2 separate regions of the Homo sapiens genome follow, and region 2 is linked to region 1. Evidence: chromatin contacts called from ENCODE Hi-C or POLR2A ChIA-PET data. All regions are on one chromosome and are shown on one strand. Each heading gives the region's core, a stretch centred on a gene start or an enhancer-like site at or near the end of the contact. The rest is flanking DNA. Distances are from core to core; before and after follow the strand shown.

The links. A loop is a pair of places that touch in the nucleus more often than their neighbours do. ChIA-PET counts read pairs that join two places held with the same protein, here RNA polymerase II (POLR2A). Pooled maps may share reads with other maps.
Region 2: a loop to region 1 is called in a map of PC-3, with 22 times the contacts of the local background. The contact joins two enhancer-like sites. A Hi-C loop is called at or near these places in 2 of 168 maps with a recorded cell type or tissue (Caco-2 and PC-3) and 1 of 50 pooled maps. POLR2A ChIA-PET finds 5 or more read pairs at or near these places in 1 of 52 experiments (CD8-positive, alpha-beta T cell).

Annotation. Positions count from the first base shown.
Region 1 is chr9:107,792,213-107,799,188 of GRCh38, forward strand. LOC105376208 (a long non-coding RNA gene) reads left to right here. Exons shown (of 7, transcript XR_930229.2): 3 at 6,018-6,093. LOC105376209 (a long non-coding RNA gene) reads right to left here. Exons shown (of 3, transcript XR_930230.3): 2 at 6,016-6,073. It also overlaps the pseudogene RNU6-1064P. Among named protein-coding and RNA genes, the nearest start is that of KLF4, 310 kb to the left of the region's middle. Within about 2 kb of position 2,304, at least 2 of the 41 ENCODE cell types and tissues checked have a DNase peak (open chromatin) inside an H3K27ac peak, as active enhancers do.
Region 2 is chr9:108,152,593-108,159,772 of GRCh38, forward strand. The region is part of intron 4 of LOC105376214 (a long non-coding RNA gene); the gene reads right to left. Among named protein-coding and RNA genes, the nearest start is that of KLF4, 670 kb to the left of the region's middle. Within about 2 kb of position 4,044, at least 4 of the 41 ENCODE cell types and tissues checked have a DNase peak (open chromatin) inside an H3K27ac peak, as active enhancers do.

The sequences.
Region 1 (6,976 bases), core at 1,054-3,553:
GTGTTCCCATCTGTAAAATGGGAAACATACTGTTATAGACTGAATTTTTGTGTCCTCCCAAATTCATATGTTGAAGTCCTGACCCTCAATGTGATGGTATTTGGAGATAGGGCCTTTAGGAGGTACTTAGGTATAGACAAACGAAGCCATGTACAAACCAGGAAGAGGGCTCTCACCTGAAACCAAATTGGCTGGCACCTTGATCTTGGACTTCCCAGCCTCCAGAGCTATGAGAAACAACTTTCTGTTGTTGAAGTCACCCAGGCTAAAACATTTTGTTATGGCACCCTGAGCCAGCTAAGACACATATTATATCACCAATCCCTTGACTGAGGATTGTTATGAGAATTAAACGTGAATGTGCATGGAAACTTTTTTTGTGATAGTGTATTAGTCTGAGTTCTATAGAGAGAGCTGATGGTATAGTGCAGTCTGAGTCCAGAGGTCTGAGACCGAGGAGAGCTGATGGTATAAGTTCCAGTCCAAGTCTGAGTCTGAAGGCAGAAGTCCTGTGTTCCAGCTTGAAGACAATCAGGCAAATTTTGTTCTGTTCAATTCAGGGCTTTGACAGGTTGGATGAGGCCTAAGGGCAATCTGCTTTACTTAGTCTACTAATTCAAATGTTAGTCTTATCTAGAAAATCCCTCACAGATAAGCACAGAATAATGTTTAACCAAAGATCTGAGTACCCCATGGTCCAGTTAAGTTGACTCATGAGATTAGCCATCACATCTAGACAAAGATACAGATTTTGTTGTTGTTCATTTAACCTGCTGGGGAAAGAGTGATTTCTAATCTTCATCCCCTCATCATTCTTTCCTTATTTAGTATGCACTGATAGTCAATGATTGTGTAGCTGTTGAAAAGTACATTACTATTAAAAAGTTGAGTCTGCCGGGAGCAGTGGCTCATGCCTGTAATCCCAGCACTTTTGGAGGTCGAGGCAGGCGGATCACGAGGTCAGAAGATTGAGACAATCCTGGCCAACATGGTGAAACCCCGTCTCTACTAAAATACAAAAAATTAGCCGGGCGTGGTGGCACATGCCTGTAGTCCCAGCTACTTGGGAGACAGAGGCAGAGGAATTGCTTGAACCTGGGAGGTGGAGGTTGCAGTGAGCTGAGATCGCACCACTGCACTCCAGCCTGGTGACAGAGAAAGACTCCGTCTCAAAAAAAAAAAAATAAGTTGAGTCAAACATTTTCTGTTTTGCCTTTATTAGTGGTGAAGTTTATTTTGCCTTTATTAGTGGTGAAGCTTTGGGATGGATTTGGACAAAATCTCCAGATGTGAGTGCCATTTTTTTTGCTCTTCTTCCTAATGCACAAGTATCTGACCCAACACTTCCTCTGTAAAGAGACCCCAGAAGTTCCCTTCCAAAGGCAATGCACAGGTAGAGTCTCCTATTGGCTCATGGGTATATCTTGTTCTAGATACTCTCTCTTCTCTCAGACTAGCTTGCTGATCATCACTTGCCCAATCTCTTGAAAGCTTCTTGAGACAGAGGAGTTACCTTATTCATCTTTGCAATTCCCAAAGGGCCTAGTATTAGTCAGCCAGTAGGGGCTCCAGAATTATTGGCTGAATCCTGATGATATAGAAGCGGACATTCTGCCTGACCTAGTTGTGTGTATTTTCTCCTGTGAATTTAAACAGATGAGATATTAGAGCAGTGGCTCTAAGCAGCTTCAAAACTGTAGCTGCATAAAGAAACACCTGCAAAGTTTGTAAAATTCTCAGTGCCCAGCATGCACCCAGGACCAATTAAGTCAAAATGTTGGAGAGTTAGACTCAGGCATTCTTGCTTTTTAAAGCTTCTCAGTTGATTCTAACTTTCACCCTCTGCCGTAGAGGTTAGGTTGGTTCTTCTCCAGGCTGTGGGTTATCAGCCTAAGAAGATTTTGCACACTGTCTACCAGATAATCTCTTGCTATAATAATGTCCTTAGAAGGAAAACTTTGTAATTTTTTTTTTTTTACTGTTCTCCAAACTTCTATCCTGAAAAACTTTGTAATTTTATAAAGAGTCAACTCATAATAGCAATAGTGATTTTACTGCAGTCCAAAGTTCAAAAGTTGTATTTCAGAAATGAGGCCTTAATCCAAAGGCGAACAATATTTGGCAGAACAAGGCAGTAAAAATTTACCAGCAAGCAAGTAAATAAAGAACCTAAGAGTCATAGAGCACATAGCAATAAAGAAATGTTAGCCTAGTTGCCTTTTACCAAAGACTAGCCCTCAAACCAACATTGCTATTAATCTGTCACTATCTGGAGAAGCTGGCCTGGTGGTTTGTCACAGATTAGATTGTGCAAAAAAGCTATCAGCCTGCTGTTGAGCCAGAAGGCAGTTAGAAGAGGTATGGAAGAGGAAGAAGGAAGATTGCTGCTAGTAAAATCCCGCTCTGGCTCCCTCAAACTGATTGGATTCATTTAGAAAGAGTATTCAATCTCCTGTGCAGAATTACTGAAATTACATTTTGTATTTGCATTACCTTTGAACTATATGTTCTGTAGCTTGTACATGCATATGCATTTCATTCTTACTAGAACAGTATAAGTGGTGCACAAAACTAACTCAATTGTTTTAAATTCACTTCTTGATATGTGAACATTCTACCAATGCTGTCTACCTTTGGCTCACTGATGAGTAAAGATGGCCTAAAAGGAAACCAGGCTAAATGATTGCCCGAAACAGGAAAGTAACACAAGCAAGAAAACATATGACAGGGCTTGTTGGCCATTTGAAGTTAAGTTCTGCTTTCAATAAAAAGTATGGTCTCTTAGGACGGCCAGTGCCCCCAGCCCCCGACCCCCTGGCTTACCTAGTTCTAGAAATAACACTCTTACCTCATACTTGTTTGAACCTCACTGAACTTCTACATGCTGTGGGTCTGCTGGAATTTTGTGCTCACGAGGCGTGGTTGGCACTCCATGTGAATATGGCAGCAGGGAACAGGGGGCACACAGATTGCCTGAATCTATTCTGGTAACCTGTATGTTCCCATGTTCCATCAGATTTTGCTTAGAAAACACATATTCAAAGCTCAAACTATTAAGAATTTCAAGATGGTGCCAACAAAGCATTAAACCAAACATGGGGCCCTTCTGAGTGAGGGTTCTCTGGGGCTGCCCAGGTTGCACTGCTATGAAGCTGGCCCTGAGGACAGTGAAGGAAAATGCACTGCAGATGAAGCGATTGCAGCATTTCAGAAAGGATTTGGCAATTTGTGTGATATTCATACCTAATAGACTCATACTCCATTTCTGGGGATGTATCTCAATGTTCTAATTAAAGCTTTACTTTCAAAGTTGCTCATGACAGAATTGCCATGAGAGAAGTGAACAACCAGTTATAACCTAAATATATAGTTTAAAAAGATTAATTAAATAAATATTTCTTTGATAAAGTATTATGCATCCAGTAAAACCCATGGAGACTGTGTCAACGCATGATGATATGGTTAGGTTTCGTGTCCCCACCCAAATCTCATCTTGAATTATAGTCCCCATAATTCCCATAATCCCCACATTTCAAGGGAGAGATCAGGTGGAGGTAATTGGATCATGGTTTCCCCCATGCTGTTCTTGTGATAGTGAGTGCGTTCTCACAAGATCTGATGGTTTTATAAGGGCCTCTTTACCCTTTGCTTAGCACTTCTCCTTCTTGCTGCCTTGTGAAGAAGGTGCCTTGTTTCTCCCTTGCCTTCCACCATGATTGTAAGTTTCCTGAGGTCTCCCCAGCCATGCTGAACTGTGAGTCAATTAAACCTCTTTCCTTTATAAATTACCCAGTCTTGGGCAGTTTTTTACAGCAGTATGAAAATGGAAGAATACACATGAGAAAATGTGTCTGCTTAAATGTTAGTGGAAAACAAAAAGATGTACTATTTCATGCTACATACTCTGATTTCATATTTATATATTTGAAATAATATTATATAGATTATATATGTAAAATATGTATCTGTATCTTCAAGTAAATGTTAGTCAAATACTTCACAGTCTTTGCATATTAGATTATTAGGCACTTTTCTTTATTCTTTATTTTAGTTTCTACTTATTCCAAACTTTATTGTATGAAAATTTATTTCTTAACTACATTTTGTTTATTTGTTACAGCCTTATCTTACTGATGCTCCATAATTCTTTAGGACTTCAGGATAATGAAGACATCGCCATCAGTCAATTTCACATGTTTCATACAGTTTATAATATGTGGCATTTTTAGATTTTTTCTCAAAAAAGCAAAACTATGATTGAATGATCTGGCAGGGGAGACTGGAGAAGGGGTCAGGAGGGTTCACTGAAGAGAGGAGGCATTTTTTTTCTGCCTGGATTTTCATTGCCCTGTATATTAGTCCATTTTCACACCGCTGATAAAGACCTACCAGAGACTGGAAAGAAAAAGAGCTTTAATTGGACTTACAGTTCCACATGGCGGGGGAGGCCTCAGAATCATGGCGGGAGGTAAACGCACTTCTTACATAGAGGCAGTAAGAGAAAATGAGAAAGAAGCAAAAGCGGAAACCCCTTATAAACTAATCAGATCTTGTGAGACTTATTCACTATCATGAGAATAGCACGGGAAAGACCAGCCTCCGTGATTCAATTACCTCCACCTGGGTCCCTTGGAATTCTGGGAGATAAAATTCAAGTTGAGATTTGAATGGGGACACGGCCAAACCATATCACCCTGTATTAGGGTAGAGTTAATTGAAAGCGCTTTATGATGACGCTGCTGAACTTCAAATAGCCTGAGTGTTACAGGAAGTCTATAGGGCTGAGACCAAAAGGACCTAGAAATCCAGCTCTACCTTGTTCTCTTTGTTTTGTCGTCTCTCTCTTTTTTTTTTTTTGGTGGTGAAAAACACATGATATAAATTTTACCATTTTTATGTGCACAGTTCAGTAATATTAAGTATATTTACATTTTTGTGAAACATCCACTAGGCTTTTTTTTTTTTAAAAAAAGTCTTTTTGAGGTATAATTGATCTATTAAAAAAACTGTACATATTTAATGTATAAGATTTGATGGGTTTAGATGTGTGCATCCACCCATGAAACCATCACCACAGTCAAAGTAATAAACAACCATCTCTGTATTAATCCGTTCTCATGCTGCTGATAAAGACCTACCCTAGACTGGGAAGAAAAAGAGGTTTAATTGGACTTACAGTTCCACATGGCTGGGGAGGCCTCAGAATCATGGCGGTAGGTGAAAGGCACTTCTTAGATGGGGGCAGCAAGAGAAAATGAGGAAGAAGCAAAAGCGGAAACCCCTGATAAACCCATCAGATCTCGTGAGACTGTTTAACTATCACGAGAATAGCAGGAGAAAGACTGGCCCCCATGATTCAATTATCTTTCCCTGGGTCCCTCCCACAACACGTGGGAATTCTGAGAGATACAATTCAAGTTGAGATTTGGGTGGGTACACAGCTGAACCATATCAATCACCTCCAAAAGTCTTCTTGTGTCCCCTATGCTGTTTTTTTTTTTTTTTTTTTTTTTTTTTTTTTTTTTTTTTTAGAAAATATGGAATGGTTCATGAATTTGCATGTCTTCCCTGGGCAGGGACCAGGCTAATTTCTGTATCATTCCTATTTTAGTATATGTGCTGCTGAAGTGAGCATTCCAACCCTGTTTTTGTGATAAGAGCACTTAACATGAGATTTATGTTTAAACAAAATGTTTAAGTTTACAATACAGTAAACTATAGGCACTATGTTGCACAGCAGATCTCTAGAACTTATTCATCTTGCATGTAAAATGTTGCAGCCATTATGGAAAACAATATGGAGATTCCTCAAAAAATTAAAAAAATAAAACTACCATAGTACCTGCAACCTCACTTCTGGCTATATATCCAAAAGATTTGAAATCAGGATCTCAAAGAGATATTTGCCCTCCTATGTTTATTGCAGCATTATTCATTGGCTTAGTTTATTTTCTGCTGCTATAACGAAATACCACAGACTGGGTATTTTATAAAGGAAATAAATTTCTTTCTTACAGTTCTGGAGACTGGGAATTCCAAGAGCATGATACCAGCATCTGGCGAGCGTTATCCCCTGGTAGGAAGTATCACATGGTGAGTGAATGTATAAGACAGAGAGAAAAGTGAACCGAACTCATCTTTTTTTTTTTTTAAGCAGGACCCTACTTCTTTGACAACTAACCCACTCCCATGATAACAGTATTAATTCATGCCTGAGGGCAGAGACCTCATGACTTTATCGTCTCTTAAAAGTCCTGACTTTCAATACTGTTACAATAGCAATTAAATTTCAACATGAATTTTGGCAGGGACATTCAAACCATAGCATTCACAGTAGCCAATATATGGAAACAAACTTAATGTCCATTGATGAATGAATGGATAAAGAAAATGTGGTAAATCCACACAGTGGAATATTTTTCAGTATTAAAAAAAGAAAGCAATCTTTTCGTATGCACCAATATGGATAAACCTGGAGGACATTATGCCAAGTGAAATAAAGCAATCACGGGAGGACAGCTATTGTATCATTCCAGCTCTAACTCTTATTAGCTGTGTGATTTTTGAACCTAAGTTATTACAGCTGTAAAATAGGAATGATACTCCTGCCATAAGAGGGTGAATGAGAAGACACCATCAGAACATTGAACTGTGCACTGTGTGCACTGAATCTGTCTTGGAAAAGTCACTCTGTCAAATGTTGGTTGTTGGTTGTACCACAAAGCCTCATATTCCATATTCCTCTTGGGGATTAGCGGGCCAAGTTTTGGCCATTGAAATAGCAAATTAGTTTCCAAATATATTGTTTCCAGGAAAATTATCTTTTCAAAACAGTTATGGTGTTTCATGTCTCACAAACCACAGAGTTTATTGTTCATCATTTCTGCTTCAAAAAAGTGCTCTTTTTTATGTTTTTAATGTATTCCAAGAAAAATTAAAAATGTTTCCATCACGGTTAAAAAAAGAAACAAACCAC
Region 2 (7,180 bases), core at 2,794-5,293, 360 kb after region 1:
GTTTCCCAAAATTAAAAGCTAACTCATAAACAGAATTTGTCAAACACTTACTAAAGAGAAATAAACTATATATAAACAACCAGTTGTTTAAAGTACATAATGAGCACAAAAGCAAAAAATCTTACTTATCAAGAGTAAGGTATTCTTTATCCTGTAATAATTGCTGTGGCATGTATTAAAGAATTGGAGATATTCTTACCTCGCCTTTCAGCATTCATATCAAACTGTGTTTGTATTGATGGAAATTCCTAAATAAATTTAATTCATCACAGAAAAACCATGGCATCTTGTTAGGTATGAAATGTGTTACTATTATGGAAGTTATAACTCCACTAGGATAAATAAAAGGGGAGGAGTGAAGAGCATTATACAAAGTCCATTTTTGTTAGAGATTGTCCAGAAAATCTTCAAAAATCACAACTGGGATGCTTTGAGACACAAAATTATAACATATTAGGCAGAAGTTGTCTTTTGCAGCTAGAGAAAAAAATACCTGTGGGGCATAATTGTATATATTTATATATAATTTTTTAATTTATTATATATAATGTATAATATATAATATCATAATAAAGATAAATATTGGTAAATATTTATTAAATATATAAATATAAATATATACATATATAATGGATGCATATCATATACTAAGTATACAATATACTATATATAAGTATATATTATATATATAGTATACAAAGTACATGTTATACAACTATATATTAAATATATAAAATAAGCATATGTTGTATATAAAGTATATTTATATATATTGTATATTATATATTTATATAGTATCTATTATACATTTTTATACAAATATACATATATGTGTGACAGATTACATTTAGCTTTAAATGTAGCCCCAGAATGAAAACTGTAGGGGGTGTTCAATTCAAGCTAAGTCCTTCCAACAGTTACAATTGTGCATAAAGGGAACAGCCTTCCTGGGGCAGGAAGGGTTAGAGATGCACGTGATAGACCCCATGGCCTCCTGGTAGGATTCCAGAATGAGCACACCAGCATTGGCAGGGGCTGGCCTAGCTGTCCTCTGAGGCCCTGAATTGTGTGAGAGTGGGAGGGCTTTGAAGAAATCATTGTGCATGAGAATATGAAGTGACTGGAGAGATCTCATTCACCCTGACAGAAATGAAATACAAACAAGAACGTGCTAACGCTTTGATAGAGGGGGCATTCGTGAACACTGTGAAATAGTTGGCCTAAAATATATAGATGCATGCTTTCCCTCACAATGGCATTTTTCACAGGGACAAATGAATAGATTCTAAGGTTCAACATGGGTTCTAATATTTCCCAGCATTTGATCATTAAGAGAGTGAAGCAGATAAGTTTATTTTGTTGGCGCTGAAGTCATACTGCGTTGAAATCTTGCCTCCAGAATTTACTTTATATGGAACCTTGAAGAAGTTATTGACATTGGTAGGTTATATTTGTTCAGTATGTTCACTGGACTTTCCCTACCAAAGAATCTTACTACTTGCCTCATTAATGTCAGACTTGGCCATGTTATTTGCATTGGGCAGTGAAATTGAGATGAAATAAGTGTCAATGTGTCATTTCTCAATGTGTAGCTTTAGGAGCCATTGCATGTTTTAGCTGCAAACTATTCCACCTGCCAAAAGACAGCTAGGTTACATATAAGAGCAACTCTTTGAATGTGAAAGAGAAAAGAAGTGATGTTAACCTATGATGCACAAATAACATGAGAGGGAAATAAAGCTTTACTGTTGTATGTCAGTGAGATCTGGGGCTGTTTGTTACTATAGCCTAACTTAGCTTATACTGTTTAATATGCTATTTAAGAAACCACTCTCAGATTTCCTTTCTTTAATATAGGAATAATGTAAATATATATTTTAGAAAACTGTCGGAGAAAATGAATTAATTCATGCAAAACATCTGGAACAGAATCTGGCACAGGGTGAGCACTAAATAAATGTTACTTATCATTATACCTAAACTACCCCAAAAATTCTGAAATTAATGCCCACAATTTCTCAGTACACATGTTGTAATTATTGCCAGACATGCCAGTAATAATCATCAGGAACAAAGAAGATCCCACCAGTATATTAATTTAGCAAGACAGTCCTGAATCAGCTTTCACAAAAGACATTTTATTGCTCAGATAACGTGTGAAGGCAAGGTGTACGAACACTATGCTGGGAGTGAGGAAAATTTGGTATTAGTACCTCCCACTTTCTGGGTTAATTTCCTCCTCTTTAACTAAGGATGTTGCACTAGATGGTGTCTAATGCCCTGGCAACTTATATGTCCAATGTCATTCTAGCAGAATACATTTCAGCATTACAAACAACACATTCAGAGAATGAAATCGTAGAAGGCAGCCCTGGCATGCATTTGTTTATTCCAGCTCAGCAGTGGTGGGAATTTGAATTCCAGGTGTCCAAGCAAAGTTCTGGAGCCCAGAAAGACTCTGGAGCACACCCAGGAGATGCCCCTGCTTTCATGGGCTCCCAAGACTTGCAGGGGTTCGCAAGCAAGGAGCCAGGCCTTTGTATTCTAACTTCATCTGCATTCTGTGGCCAAGTCTTCTGGGAACTCTGACTGGCATGTTTGACAAACATATTCCCCTCGTTTGTATCCCCAAAGCACTGGCATGCGGGTAATAATCCAACACCTGCCGCAGAGGGGCAGATCAAACTGAAAAGGCCCCTGACTTCTCTAATTTTTATCACTGGGATTTCACAGTCAGTCTGTAAGAGTTCACATAATAGCTGAGTGGCGAGTTTTTAGCCACACTTTCACTTAATTTTTAAAAATTTTCCTTAAGAACTTCAATTTAAAAGAAATACAACACCCTATGCTGCTAAGTTTGTAGTAAAAAAAGAAGAAAAAAGGGCTTAGGAAAGCACTGCTGGTGGCAGTGTAAATTGATAAAAAATTTTTTGGAAAGGGGTTTTATAATACCTACCAAGAACAGCAAAATACTTCATTTCATTAGACCAAGTGACTCAACTCCAGGAAATTTATTTTAAGGATCAAGTTCCCTAAAAGTGTAAGTGTGAGGTAGAGGAAACAAAATACAAAACTAAATTTGTCACCTTCCATACTGGTGAAAAACTAGAAACAACTTTAAAGTCCTCAAATAAACCAGTTAAATAAATTGTGCTATATCCCCTCAACTGAATTTGAGACCGCAAATACAATTATAATTTAAAATATTACGCATTCCTGGGAAAAGGTCTATGACACAGAGTTAAGGGGGAAAAGCAGAAATACCATGTCTCTGTATGAAAAAGGAACACACAGTTAACATGCTCGATGTATTAGAATGGAAAAATAATTTGTAATTCTTCCATCTTATTTATTTATTTCTGGCATGGTTATGCTATTGAATATTCAAGAAATAAATCTTTATAGGTAGAAAAGGTCAGAGAAGGGTCTTAAATTCATTTGGTTCTTTTTTTTTCTACCCTCTTAATAACTTGTACTATACTGTGTATTCTCTGTTGGGGAAATATATTTTAGTACTGTACATGAAGTATTATAGACCTATAGGGTTTTAAAAATATATTTGGTGTTTTTGAAAGAGAGAGCATATTGAATTCATGAATTTATTTGTACTTCCAGTTTAATTGCAATGCAGTTTGAGTATTTTTTTAAAATCCCAAGCCAAGGCAAACTGGCCATAATTTACAAAATGTATAACAACCATTTTCATTTTTCACTTCTAAAGTCAATACTTGTATAAAAAGAAGCCTGGGAAACATCACACAGGCAGAAGGAATCATCAAAACACGGCAAAGTGTGTTGTATTATCCTGGGGTGACCATTAGTTTCTATCTGCTGTGAAGAAGGCATCTTTGCCAAAAGCAATTTCACTGACCAAGATATCAGCACAGGGCATTGCTTTTCCAGAGAGTCTTATTTAGCCAGTGCAATTCAAGACCCTCTTTTCCCTTTTCTGCCAACTCCCACTTCCTGAAACCAATCCTCAGTTTCACTTTGGAGATGAGATTCCCATTCTCTCTGCTAAGAAACTCATGAGAGCAAGGCTTTTATCTTTGAAGGAACGTGCCTGTGCGGGAAGCCAACACCCATCAGACTAACAGTGACTCAGGTCTATTAAATATGGTAACACTCAGAGAAGGCGTGGCATAGGGGGAGAACTTTCTGGGTTACATAGTCAGGGTTGTGAAGGAAAGGGGGTTAAGATTGCGGTTTATCTCATTGCTTGGTTTCACAACCTTGACCAATGTCACTTATGTTCTCTGACCCTTGGTTTCCTCTTTCATCAAAGAGTGATAATAAACCCCATTTCAACCAAGTTACCATGATGATTGACCAAGATAACACATGCAAAGCATCTGACAGATAGTAGACACTCAGTAAACAGTATCAATTGTTATTATCTCAAGTATTTCATTTAGCAAACATAACTAGGGCAATCTACCTCTTAATATGTAAACCAACTCTAATGATCAATAAAAGGTCAACTGTATCATTGCTCCATTGCTCCATTCTGATTTTTTCCAAGTAATTTTCACTGAACAGCACCTATTTATATAATGTACATATGTTTGAAATTGCAAGGGTGAATAGATAGAGAAGGGGGAGAAGAAATACTAAGAGAGGAAGCATGGGCTAGGTAGTTTATAATTTATCAATATAAGAAGACACATAACAATTTCTATTTTCAAAAATATCATCATAAAACTAAATAAATACCAGTTTATTTGAGACTTGAAGAAATATTTTTGTTGGTTTTGTGGCACTTAATACTTTCAGGTGTTATTTAATTTTGGCATTTGAATGCTAAATCTTTTCAAGACAAATGATTGATGTATCTACTAGTTTTACAGTGAATATATTTCAGCTGTCCATCATTCAGCTCTTCTGACAACTGGGGTCTGTGGGCAGGGGCCAAGGGAAGAATTTCCCATCGTGCATTTTCTTGGTAGTAAATGAAAGGTACTCTCCTCTCCCTTCCTTGGTAGCAAGGGTGCATGCAGATAATCTAGATTGAGCCAAGGACACATTCCACCTAGGAGATTAGAATCAGAAGCAAGAGGTGCCAAAAAAGAAGCAAAGTTGGAACTGACTGTGGTAGCATGCAGCAGCCATGGTGTCCAATGTCAGTGCCCCGTAGTGGCTGCAATGATGGACAGTCCAAAGCAATGTCTAACAGCAGTGGAAACCAAGTGTCACCAGCTGCAGTGGTGTCCAGCAGCAGTGCTTACTTACTCTTGATAAGTAAGATGTGTGGTACTGGTCTAAGGACCTATTGCTGCCTGGCTTCCAGATGTTCTTTGAATCTTGCCTATGCTCCAAAACTACCTCTGCAAGTTTCTACCAATTATAAAAATTATCTTTTTTCCTCCCCAAGTGAGTTAGATACTCTTGCTTGCAACCAAAAGGTCTGGCCAGCACACGATTTTTCTCCCTGTGAACTGTCTCTAACACCCCGTGTCTTATTCCCTATGGGATCCTGCCTAATCCAGATTCCATATATATATATATATATATAAAATTATATATATGTGTGTGTGTGTATATATATATATATAATTATATATATACGTGTGTGTGTGTGTGTCTGTGTGTGTGTGTGTGTGTGTGTGTGTGTGTGTGTGTGTATATATATACACTCTCCATCCAGGTCTCAGACTTCAGTCTTTATTGGTCTCTCCTCTTGAAAACTGCCAGAATTAAGGACCTCACTTAAAGAGGAGTTGAAATGGATGATTAATTTTATATGTTGATGTTTAACTGTGTTCATGCTTCTCGTAGACCTAACAGCCTGTTTGGCCCTGTATCTCTTCACTTATATTGCTGTGTTTTGTCTCTGCCCATCTGTTCACAGTTCTTAATTTATACTTATACATAACATGTTTGGTGTATGCTAGGGCTAAATTGTGTACACTAGGGCTAATGCCAAATTCTTTTAGGGCATTGAATGCACACATTTATCATACATTTGTAAACACAGTCCTCATAACTTTTGGGTTGGTTTCCTTTCATTTTTTCAGAATTCAGCCATTGTGCAGTACCCACCCAGTGTAGTCACTCTGCCAGAAATGAGCTGAGGGTCTGTCCCAGTCAACAAACACAAAAACCACAATTCAAAATGATTGACATGAAGATCCATGTAACGGCCTTTTAGGAATGCAACTGGGTTTAATGTAGTGAAAATGACTCTTAGAGACTTCCTCTTCCTTAATTTTCTACCCTATTTTATAAACTGGGAACTACCATCCATTCACAAACATTAGGAAGTAGTCCCTCTACCCTTGATTCTGTATCTCCAACACCCAACCCATCCTCAGAAAGTAGAAAAGATTTCTCTGAGCAGTTTCGGCTTTTCTGTCTCTTTTCGGGGGGTGGGGGGGGGGTGTATGTGTGTGTTTATTGCTTTGCATCTGCCTCCCAGTGGAAGCACACCTGGATCAGAGCCCTGAGTCAGTTCTGGAGACCAACATCTCTCTGTTCTTATTCAGAGGCCTTTCAGGTGTGAGGGGCCATGCTTCCTTGAGGCTAAGCTGTCTTGTTAACTAACCCTGTTTACTGTACTAGGGCAGCTCATTCCAAAGTCTAGATGTAGGGAAAAGTAGAAGAAAGCCTGTTCAAGCTACATTCTCTCACCCAACATTACTAGTAAGAGAAAATGATTTTGATCTCCATCTCTCTGACTTCTCTATTTCCCAACTGGTTTCAAACACAATGTGTGTATACGCATCCCCAGTGAGGTTACAAGAGGTGTAGTGAAAGATGCAAGTAGCTTCCATGCATTAACCCTACTGTAGGTAGAACTGTATAGAAGTCGCTTCAAACTAAAAGAGAAAAAAATAAAAGTAAAGGTTAATGTATTCTATTTTCTCTGTAATGCCACAAATTTTATTCTATTTCCCTGCATCATTTGGGCTGCAAGATGGCTTTCCTCATACAGTATGCATTACATTGCTTATTTGACATTTACTTAGAACCTACTCTGCACCAGGCTGAGAGGTGGACACCGGAGTAATCCCTCAGAATGCAAGAATGAATGCAAGTGGCAAGGGATGGGGCTGGGAGGGAAGGGGTCACATTAAGAAGGACCTTAAGTAAAGTGCTAAGGAATTTTGGCATGACCCGAAAGCTAATAGTTACTTGATATCTCAGCCACCCACTTATCAAAGAAAGTCTGTGACCTGGGGTG